2 separate regions of the Homo sapiens genome follow, and region 2 is linked to region 1. Evidence: chromatin contacts called from ENCODE Hi-C or POLR2A ChIA-PET data. All regions are on one chromosome and are shown on one strand. The core of a region is the stretch at or near the end of the contact, and the rest is flanking DNA. Distances in the headings are between cores, read along the strand shown.

Region 1 (5,852 bases), core at 1,818-4,317:
ATAAAACTATTTTATGAGCATAATATACTACTTTGTTTAGAAAAATATATACTGCTTGTTTGTTACTAGTATGAAGGTTGCTAAATAGAGACTAGACACTATCTAGACTCTAGGTGTTAATTTTTTTCCATTCCAAAACAAAGTAATTCACAAAAACGTGCACTATTCATTCATGCAATAAGTATTACTAAGTCCCACTGTGGGCCAGATGCTATTCTAGGTGCTGGAGAGAGAGTAGTAAGAAGTACTGAAGGCACTAAAAAAATGCATGTTGGATGAACACATCAAATCAAATCACTCTATTATTACATCACACCCTCAACACTGCTCCCCAGTTCCACAGACATGATACTATCAGTCAGCTTACCTTGATTAGTAATCATTAAATGTTGCAGAAACACCTAACAGTTAAGTCCTATGTTGAAAAAAAATAGACATCCAATAAAATGCAAATTTGTGGTAAGCAGTAGGAGAAAACAAGAAGCGGAAAGAGGAAGGTTGCCTAACCTCGATGGCAATATTCTCTAGGTCATCCGTGAGCTTTGAGTTGTGAAGAAAAATCCAGGCAGGTCAATTTGACCTTGGAACAGAATTCTTTTGGTTGAATGTTAAGTGGCTAAATTACAACTTTGGGGAGAAACAGTTCTTGCAATGGAACGCTCTTCCCTGCCTGATTAGACTTAATCAGACTTTTTTGTACTTTAGGGTCAGGGAAAATTTTCAACCTGTAATCATGTACTTATTGGGACACACTAAGAGTTCATGATGGATTTTTAAACACCCAGAGCCTTCCAAATTAACTCAAAGTCTCATGATTTCTCCCTTTAATATGTTACTTTATAACAAGTAGATTTTAATAAAAATTAAGGGAAAAAAATTTCAGGTTTCTGCCAGGAGGCACTGACTTGTATTTCTTCCAAGTCTCATGCTCTCTGGGGGTATGCATCTACTGAATTCATAAAATAAAAACATAGTAAATGGTAAATGTAAATGTAAGAAGAGGTAAGACATTTCCATCAATTCCCTAAGAAAACTATCACCAAACTCTTGATTTGGAAATAATGAAGTCTCCCAAGTAAAAGTAAAAGGAGGGTTGGCTAGGGGATTCCCAATGCCTGCCAACAAAACCTGGTTTAGACTTTCTGTTTTAGAGCATTCTGGCCAATAAACTTCACAGAGATTTAAACAATAGCCCTTTGGATTCACTTTGGATTCCTTAAGTCCATGGACTGTCTTTCAAATATCTAAATGAAACTAGACAGAAGTTAGAAAAAAAACAACTAGATAACCCTAAGGCCACAAAATTAGGTAACTTCAGAGAGAAGATGTCAGAATTTTTTTATGTGCATCAAGTCTATACTCATGGGCAGCCCAGGAATCTGCGGGTAAGAAGCACTGAAGTGATAACTCATAGGGTTGAAAAAAATTCCGGAGCTGATCACGGTGAAGGAAACATAAAGCACGCAGTTCTAAAACTGTTTTCCAGATTGTATTCTTTAACAAAGATACCTATTATTTATGCTTTTGAAAAAAGTCAGTGACGTCCCTACACAGTTCATAATGAGTTCTGCAGATTCATGGAATTCCTTTCTTGAAATCATTTCCTTTCCCTGAACTTCTATGTTTATACCATCCATAGTATCACATCCATCTTCCAGCTTATTTAAATTCTGACTGTGAACAGGGACCATGTTTGTATCTTCTGGGCTGTGCTCATCAACTTCCTAGTAGCTCCATAAACGTGTATAACAACAATATTAATAATATTAATGAAGCACTACATTAAAAACTACAGCGTGTGTATCAGTATTTCTTCTATTTCCTTGAGGTACAGCAAGCAACCTTTGTAGAATTTCTCTATCACCTCGTGGGTAGGAGAATGAAAAGAGTTTCTCTGTCAAGATGATTTGGAGCTTTTGGATAGTTTGCTCCAAGTCAACAGGGTATAAAAGAATGGTCCTTATACTCTTGTGTATTTTGCCAAAGGCAGCAAAATAAATTAGTCATCATTTCACACGTGGCCAAGTTCACAAACCATCACATCTTGCCAACGTGCCCAAGGACCATATCTGTGCTCTGCGACCTAAATACAGAAACCCTAGTCTTAATGTCCACCACTTTCTTGAGTATTTTATGTCCTTTTTGATTACTATTAATGTCCATGGGAACAGATAAAGTAGCTACAAACTCTTTTAACAGGTATGAGTATCAGCTATCACTGTAACTTTCATTAAAATATAAAAACAGTTAAAAACCAAACAGAGCATCACTTTTTAATATTATCTAAAATAACAATAAAGGTGGTCAGATGGTTACGTGTTCATTTAATTGCTAATGAAGCCAGACCAATAAGTCAAAGCTGGATTCCCTGTAGAATATCGATTTGAAGTATTAGCAGCAAGGATCGTTTGGTAAGACAGATTTAAAATAGGAGTAAAGATTTTACTTTCCAAGGATTCATCTTTGAATTCTTGTGGGTGGTTGTTTTATTTCCAGCCTGCTAAAAACCATAATATCACCTGAAGCAAGCAGGCATGAGCCTGGAACGGGAGTGAAATGACAACGAAACATTTGTACATGTTATTAAAGCTAATGAAGCAAGACACGCACTGCCTGGTTTTGTGTCACGCGCCCCTGGAGAGCCCAACTGTGTTCTGGGGCTGGCTGTGGCATCTCCCCAGGATATGGCTCACCCTGAGGCCTCTGATTCAGCGGCAGAGCTGTTTTTCCCCTCGGGAAAGACCAAACAGACACCTGACCTTTTATAAAACCTCTAGGATGAATCACAAGTAAAGTTCTTTGGCATTCTGAGGTGGTGGGTGGAAATCAAGGCTTGACAGGCGGCCATGGGATGGGCAGCGTGGGCTGGCGCTATGGGCTATGCCATAGCGTGGAGAATCCCTCACACTAGGACCCCTGGCCTGCATGTCATCTGGCATCCAGAACTCCCACTCAATTTCCAAAAGGTGCTACCCACCCTGGAAAAAAATCTAGCCCACTGAGTAGCTGGGAAAATCCACAGCCAGGGAGACAGATGGCTCAGGAAGAAGCAATCTGGAATAATAGTGAGGGTGTGGGAGTTGGAGTGTAGGCTGGGCAAGGAGATCAGAGAGGAAAGAACGGGCATCTGTATGTGGCGACAGATGACGGAGTGCTGTTTGGGACGAGCAGTTGGAGGAGGCAAAGGAAATGGAAGTAATGTACTTATGCATAAGGGCTGTATCATAATTAGGAAAATTCCCCTTCTGTCTACCCCGCAAGTCCCACTTGGTTCAGATGGGGGCAGACAGCAGAGAGCACTTACTTCACGGAGGAAGCAGAGGCTACCCGCTATTCCAACAGGCTTTCTATTTCTGATAGAAACAAATCCAAACTGAGCTAATTTGTGTACAGCTGCAGGCAATATAAACACGGCTATTTAGAATTCTTTATAGAGTATAGGCCTTTGTACTCTATACTTCATGGAAGTTAATAAGTAGGTGTCAAACTCTGAATTAAAATTCCCAGAAGAGGACACAGCACAAAGGACAATAAAAATGATTTTTAAATAATCATAGGGATAAATAGCATCCACTTCTGACAAATGTAAGTGCTGGCATAAAATGTTATTAGGCTACAGAGATTGTCTTTTGTTCAGGAAGTATATTTTATTCTCCTGCCTCATCATTCATCATCCTAATGAGCCCTCAAAATGTAAATTAAATAGCAAAGACGGATTCATTTGAAAAGCATCTTTTCAAAAAAAAAAAAAAAGCTAGGTGTTAAACCATTTTTTCTACTTTTATTCTATATATTGTTTCATTTTTTCATTGAAAAAAAGCCCTCAGTACTTGAACACTTTATGGGGTAAGTTCATGCAATTCATATTTTCAGTAAACAGTTCATTCATTCTCCAGTACTATGGGATTGGTGATTTGAAAAGAAAAAAAAAATCGCATTTTAAAATGGTATGCCCTGTAAATGATGTTTGATCCGGAAAATCTGAGAAACCTGTGCACGCATTCACTTTTTTGTTTTATTCAGAAGTGATTTGGTCCAGGGAAACCCTCAATGGAAAAGGATTAGTGAAAATTTCAAACAGCTTTAGTTTACTGAACTGAATGCATTAATGGCTAAGCAAACACCAGTTCAACCATTAATGATAAAAGAAGAAGGTCATGAGCCAAATTAGTTGCAATTTCTTGTTATGTATTGATAAGAACATTACCCGTTCCTATGATGAATAGAGAAATCAGGGTTTTGTACTTGACCTGAATTTATGCATGAGCACACACAACAGAAGTGACTGAACAGCTCTGCTGGGGAGGCACCCAGGAAAAACACGCTGGGAAAGGAAAATAGCAGCAAATCATGTCTCATTTTGGCATGATTGGTCCTCATTTGCCTGTCTCTCTCTCTCTCTCTCTGTCTCTCTCTCTCTCCCCCTCACTCTCCCCACCCTCTCTCACTGCAACCCATAAATCATTCTTCGCATTCTTTGGCTGTTCCTGCTTATGTGAGAGAGCTCAGCTCCCAGCTCTCTGTGGGTGAACATATATAAAATGAAGACACAAGTAACTGCACTGTTGAGGTTTGCCTGATGTCCAGGGAACAGCCATTAATCTGCACAAGGGGGTTTCAAAAGCCCCACTCTGCCGAATAAATTATCGTTAACCAATCTAGGCATTCTAAAGACACTATATTTTTATGAGGTCAAATGTTGCAGAAATATCCCAGAGGGAGGGTAGAAACTATCCAGCTGTGAAAGAAGCTAGTGACAGCACTGCACAGAAGCCTGGGGGGTCCTGCAGTGGCTACAGACCGGCTGCAGCCCTGGCTGAAGCACATCCTCAGTCTGCCTGGTTCATGAGGACTGCTGCATTTGGGAAGCACTCATCCCTCACAGCAGTGCCCAATGCAGGCTCACCTCTAGAGAAGGGGCATCTCTCTTGGAAGGTCTGGCTGATGAAAGAGCATATCATGACAGACAGGAGCTCATGGTAAAGCCTGCATAATCCACTGGCCATCCTGTTCCAGTTTACTTACTCAGTTATTTTTAATGGAGAATTTTCTTTTTAATGTGACAGAACTGAACTCAATGCAAGGCTCAAGGCTGTCGTCATGACAGTTGCCCACATAAAGAAACTGTAGTCTGGGCCCAAGGCATGGCCCTAGCAATTTCCCAGTAATGCACATTTTGACGGGCACATCAATTGGTTTATGATGTAAGAACAACACTAATTAGTGAGGAAGAAGCCAATGTCCTGTGTTGATAGGGCCCGGTGCAGTTTAAGTGATGAAGTGAACGTTACTTCTAACAAAGGAAAACAAGGTATTATTCTGCACAGATATTTAACTCTGAAGAAGTGTTGAACAATGATAGATGTATTTTAAAGTGGAATTGAAGCTTCATCCACAGTTTAGGAAGAGAACTGGCTAGGATATCAATAAATTGTTTTATATTTGACCCCAGGCAGGAAAAACAACATGCAACCCAGGGAAGGGATGGTGCCTTGCTGTGAAATATGTGCATTTTAACCTTTGCAATATGTTAATAATTAATATGAATTCACACCAATACGATATCTTCATAAAAACACAGAACTCTCATGTATAAAACCTTTCAAGTATAAAAGAAATAAGCTACCCCCTAAAGGTTTTCTGAAAAAAATTCCCATTAAAGAAGGTTCTCACAGTCTGAATGTAGAGACTTTTAACCAGACCTAAAATTCTTGCGAATAAGCCCCATGCTATATGACTGACAGCACCATTAAAAACGCTAAAAAATAAAATACACGCTTCATTAGTCTCCCAGCTGAACTCAGAATCTCTGGCCCAGAATAAATCTTAGCCTTTAAGAATAAATTCTCTTC
Region 2 (5,852 bases), core at 2,233-4,732, 320 kb after region 1:
TAGAGGAGAAAATCCTGTTTTCAAGATTTTTGGTTGTTGTTGTTGTTCCTTTAGAGCTTTTCTGCTGTTGATGCTGTTGTTTAGTTTGGCTTATTTATCAGTTATCGTTTTATATATGGGGAAGTTGCTGTCTGGTTTGCAGTTATTAGCACATGTAAATGTGTCTGCTGAGCCAGCTACCCCTTGTAAATCACAGATAATGTCTTCATTCACCAAGGCAGAGGAGCTCTATTTAACATTTGGCCTTGGGAGTAAAAATCAAAATGAGGTGCTCAGTAGTGTGGGGGTTTTGTCTTGTTCTTTCAATGACTGAGTGCATTCACTGATGGTCAGACCTCCACAACGGCATGTGCAGCACGTGCTGTTTCCAATGCCACAGGGAAGGGTGGAAACTACTTTTGTGATCAATCTAGATTTCCCTGTAGCTCTGAATTAAACAGAAAACTTGCATAAATCTCCTCCTTTCAAAACATAATTCTCTTAAAAAATGAGATTTAGATTGGCTTGGTCCTTCTGTTTCCTGAGACAGAAGGAACATTCGGTAGATTTGGTTCCTCCACCACTGTAGGGAGAACGGCCGGGGTTCGATTTCTGCACTTTGGGGAATGAACCTGGGCATAGACTTAGAGGAACTAAGATCCCATTGTTATTCAAACTATGCAAGTTTAGAATGTAAAGTTTGGAGTAGATTTCTTACTGTGATTTAGTCAGAAAAATCTCAAACCCTATGTCTCTCCACCAGAAGTTCTGAAAAATGAGACCACGACAATAGGCGTGCACTCTGTTGCCTCCCCAGTAAACACCCAGGGGCCAGGCACTGTGCAGGTTCCCAGCTATGACTGGAATAACAGACACACCTGGTGACCACATTGAAGGGGCTCAGGTGGTGCTGTTTATGCTTAAAGTGCAGAGAACAAGTTCCAGAGCTCTGTTGTGCAACACAGTGCCTCTAGTTAATTATGCAGTTCTGTGCACTTGAACATTAAGAGGGTAGAGCTCATGTTAAGTGTTCTTACCACACACACAAAAGGCGGTAAGAAGGCAAAAGACATTTAAAGAACTTGAAGGCAGCAAAGGTGCTTTTAAAAGCCTTTAATGAGAGCTTATACTAAAGGATTTTGACCTGGAAAACAGATTGATTTCCAATTCTCTATTGCTTTGTGCTGTCAATGCTGGCAGTCTCAAGGAGGCTATTCTCTGTATGCTGTAATTTTTAAGATTATGTAGATTTAAAAAATGAGTTATGTATGTCTACGCCACATGCATTTCAAAGGAATACTTTAAAAATCACCCCAGCAGGATGTTGATATCCCATGGGTTGTGGAGGGCCATGGTGCATCCATCAGAACTGGAGTGGAGAGACTTGGGTTCTAGCGCAGGGCTTTTGACCCTGAGCAGTGGCGGAGCCTCTCTGTGGCTTAGTCTCTCAATGACAAATCTATGATGCACCTCCCTGCCTTGCTTGTCTCACTGAGGGCTGATGGGGACAGAGTGAAAGCTTGTTCAAGTGCTTCAAGCAGCACAGAGCATCATACAAAGGCAGTTTGCTAGGCATACGGGGCTATCACCTGGTTTGACTCCTAGGGGAGTTGGAAGGAGGAGGGGGCGTGGAAAGGATGGGCTGTTCCGCAGCAATGCAGTGCGTCTTGGCTGCTCATATGGCAGCTGGTTTGGGCAGATGTTGAAGGAGGTGAGCCGTGGGTACACCCCTAGCTAGTGATGCCAGCCCCTCCCTGATCCCAGAAGCTCTAAGCCCTGTTTTATCACTAATCATGGCGTATGGTAAGAACAGGGGTCATCTCCGGACTACAGGCAACGTGAGCTGCAGTGTTTTTCTTTCATCTCAAGTGTGTTGCCCTGATGTAAACATATGTGGGTTGGGACTCCCAAACCATGGCAACCTGAGGCTGTGGTCAAGGAGGTATGGGTCTGCTGGTTGCTTTGCTTACGACTCCCTAAACCCTCTTTCCCCCACCCCACAATGTCCTTCTAGCTTCCTGGCAGGGCTCCCAGGTTAGTCCCATGTGGTCCTTTAGGGTACTTTGCCTCTGAAGTCAAGACACTACCCTTTCTTGTTCACTGTCAGCAGCCTCCAATGCCTCTGCCTTCCTACGGGGCTGGTGACATGGCGTGGCCCTTGTGCAACTTTTGGTTTGGCCATGGCTTTGATCTCTCTTGTTAATGTTGTCTCCTTAGTCACCCCTCATTGCCAATGCTGGGCCTGCCTCCCTCTACATAATCCTGGCCGTATCCCTTGTGCAGGGCAAAGACTCTCTGTCTGTGTTAAGACCTAAAAAAAATTAAGTTGTCCAACAGGGAGGCTTAGAGTCTTACAGTGACCCTAGGCTGCAACACTTTTCTTTTTCTCTTTTTTTTTTTTTTGAGATGGAGTTTCACTCTTGTTGCCCAGGCTGGAGTGCAAAGGTGCGATCTTGGCTCACCGCAACCATCTCCTCTCAGATTCAAGTGAGTCTCCTGCCTCAGCCTCCTGAGTAGCTGGGATTACAGGTGTGCGCCACCACCCCCAGCTGATTTTGTCTTTTTAGTAGAGCTGGGGTTTCTCTATGTTGGTCAGGCTGGTCTCAAACTCCCGACCTCAAGTGATCCATCCGCCTTGGCCTCCCAAAGTACTGGGATTACAGGCGTGAGCCACCGCGCCCGGCCGCTGCAATGCTTTTCTTTTTCTCCGTCTTTCATTTCAGTGTAGTGATCCCACCCCCTTCCCGCTGGGGCCTTCGTTTAAATTCCCTGAGGGTGGACTTCAAAATTGTTCCCTCCCATCTTTCCGGACTGGGATATGATAACTGCTGTTCCCAGGCCCACGGTGGGCATTTTATCCCCATCTGATCTCCTCCCAGAAAAGCCGAGAGGAGGCCCTTTCCTTTCTATCCCCGGACATGTGTGAGGGCCCCAGCTGCAGGGTGGCCGTGACACCCTGGATCCTGCAGGCCTCTCTGCCCACTTGGGGAGACGTGATGCGCAGAGCCGGACAAGCACACTGTCCTTTAAACTTACCCTGTAAATTGAACTTCAGGCCAAGACAAATATGGAGTTTTGAGCTCAAACCTATTAAAGGGATTTATGTGTGACTAAAAATAGAGAAAAATTCATTACATTCTTTTCTTGTAAGAAGCTGGATTTGCTTTGCCAAGTGTGTCTCAGAAAGTGCATCTTTTTTTTCCTGTCAATAGTTTCATTTGCTGCCATTCCCAGCAGGGCAGATTGTCCATTAAATAATCACAATATAAGGAAATCCTCAATAAAATAAAATCTTAGCTCAAGAGTACATAGGTACACCTCGCTTTAAAGAATAGAGATGTTCTTCAAAGTGGCTTTTCGGTAAAACAACTAAGAAATACCAGAAATGCACCAGAGGGAAATAAAAAATGTGGCTCTGACTCTAGACAAGAGGAGAGGTTGGGGTGCGGGCAGCAGCAGCCTGGGGGAGGGGCAGAGCTCATGCCTGGGCCTGGCTGTGGCTCCAGGAAGCTGGACGCCGCCGCCTGCTCCTGGGAGGCTGCTGCCCAGAAGGCCAGCAGGGAGCTCGGGCCCCTCTTCCCCGCCCTCTCCCTTCCTCGCCTGCTTTGCACCATTATCAGCCCAAGGCAGAAACAGTGAGAGATGGGAAGCTGCCTTGGAGATGATCACAGAGCCAATAGGAGAACAGCCTTGCTTCATGGACAATTTACAGCAGCTGTCTGAAGCACAGTTGCTTCTGGAATGCAAGGCACAATGGGTACAGCTCGGAGGAAGGCATTTTATGTACTAGAAATTTCTGTGCTGAGCTTGGGAAGCTGCCTTTTAGACACACAAATGGCTTATATAACCCAGAGGTCAGCTGGGGCCTCTGTGTCCTTGGAGAGCTCTGAAGAGGCTGTCCTGTGAGGTAAAGGTGGCTTCACAAACTCCCCCTTTTCAGTGGCCTCCTGCTGACTCCTGCCACCCCCAGACTGACTCTAGGTGTGGGTCCCACCTGCCTTTGGCTCCTGTGTCACCTGTCCTGAGGAAGAGTCAGATATGGAATCCCCCAGGCCCTCCCCCTGAAATCCATTTACGCAGAGGCAGCACAAGGCACCCTGAGGACTTATCTGAAGGAGGTGGTCAGGGTCACAGTTCCAAAATCCCCACAGGCTCTCCTTTAGCGGTGATGGACATGTTTTAAGACTGGAAAGGGTGACGGCTGCGTGCTTCTGGGGAGATATTAAATGCTCCTGAGTTGTGCTATATAATTTTAAATGCTTCATCTTACATGTATCTCACCTTAATAAAAAACAGAAACTAAAACATTTTCCCTGCAAACCTGCCCTCGGCAGAGCACAGCCCTTCTCCCCCTCGTCCTCCCTGCTCTGCCTGGGGCACCCGCATTTGCCCTCACCCCCTCCTCAAGAGGCTCAGCAACTCAGGGCCTGGCCGGGCACGGTCACGCCTCCTCACAAGCAGTCAGTGAAGGATGGTCCTTTCAGTCTGTGCCCTGGACTTAGCTGGAGGAAGGTTTAATTTTTAGTGAGCCAGCAGCTTCTGTGGCACTATCTCCCAGATGGGGCTGGGCCCCAGTGAGCGGGATAGACAGATCCTAGCCTCAAAACTCCTCAGGTTCTCAGAGGAGAGCTTGTCAGTGCACCTCCGTGGTCGGTTGGGGGCTCTGAAGTTGGATGGCAGCCCTGGAAGGCAGCCTGCCGTGGCTTCTGCCCTGCTCAGGGGCCTGTGCCTGCCCTCCAGGCTGTGGTCTCAGCCTCTCCCCTCTGTGAATGAGGCGATTCTGCTCGCCTCATTGGTGATGGGACATGGCCAGCACACAGTGAGTGACAGTGAGTATCAGAGATCACCCTTCTTCCGCCTTGGAGCAGGGCCAGCAGAGGGACTCAGCTGTGTGGGGTTTTGACCTGAAGTTCCTATGGCATGACCAAGTATATTCACCTTCATTCTCAGCATTCCAAGGGAACCTGCCCAATATGGACTCAGGCATTGGGGTCCCTGGGATGGCTAGGCTGCCTGGAGAGCAAGCGGCTGGAGGTCCCTGGGCCTCACCATCAGTGCCTTGCAAGGCAACTGGATCTTGGTTAATTGCTTATATTTATATTAATTACAGTTTACAAAACACTTTCACAATAATTTTCTCACTTGTTTTCACAACCACCCCAGGAAGCAGATTTCATCTTCATATTTAGAGATGAGAAAGCTGAGACTCGAAGAGGTGAGGTGACTTGCCTAATGTCACACAGCAAAGAGCAGAAGCAAGAGTCCAAACCAGGCACCTGACTCCCCAAGTGACCTCCTAGGCAGGAGCTCTGTCCATGAGATTGTCCTTAGCAGGGCTCTGCCATGGGCCCGGCACTGGGATGGGGTTTGGAGGGACTAATGGAAGCGAGGTTCACATGGATCTTGTCCCCGTGAAGCTTACAGTCTCCATAAAGGCAGCTGAAGTTCAGCAGTTCCTGGCCCAAATGGTCACCAAGACATAGTCCTCAAATCTCCAGGTCATGTGTGATCATTTTATTTTCTTCAAGAGCATATTGTGATGGTGAGCTGGCCACTGTGAGAAAAGTGGTGGCCGGCTGCTAAGGTTTGGATCTGTGTCCCCACCCAAATCGCATGTTGAAATGTAATCTCTAGTGTGGAGGTGGGGCCTGGTGGGAGGTGATTGGATCATGGGGGCGGTTTCTCATGATTTAACACCATCCGCCACTTGGTGCTGTCATCATGATAGTGAGTTCTCATGAGAGCTGGTCATTTAAAAGTGTGTGGTACCTCCTTCCTCCCTCTTCCTCCTGCTCTGGCCATGTGAAGTGCTGGCTTCCCTTTGCCTTTGCCTTCTGCCATGATTGTAAGTTTCCTGAGGCCTCCCCAGAAGC

What was found. A loop is a pair of places that touch in the nucleus more often than their neighbours do. ChIA-PET counts read pairs that join two places held with the same protein, here RNA polymerase II (POLR2A).
Region 2: a loop to region 1 is called in a map of endothelial cell of umbilical vein, with 2.9 times the contacts of the local background. The contact joins two enhancer-like sites. A Hi-C loop is called at or near these places in 1 of 168 maps with a recorded cell type or tissue (endothelial cell of umbilical vein). POLR2A ChIA-PET finds 5 or more read pairs at or near these places in 1 of 52 experiments (activated CD4-positive, alpha-beta T cell).

Annotation. Positions count from the first base shown.
Region 1 is chr2:99,877,669-99,883,520 of GRCh38, forward strand. The region is part of intron 7 of AFF3 (ALF transcription elongation factor 3); the gene reads right to left. Among named protein-coding and RNA genes, the nearest start is that of AFF3, 260 kb to the right of the region's middle. Within about 2 kb of position 3,068, at least 5 of the 41 ENCODE cell types and tissues checked have a DNase peak (open chromatin) inside an H3K27ac peak, as active enhancers do.
Region 2 is chr2:100,194,254-100,200,105 of GRCh38, forward strand. No RefSeq gene overlaps it. Among named protein-coding and RNA genes, the nearest start is that of LINC01104, 11 kb to the right of the region's middle. Within about 2 kb of position 3,483, at least 21 of the 41 ENCODE cell types and tissues checked have a DNase peak (open chromatin) inside an H3K27ac peak, as active enhancers do.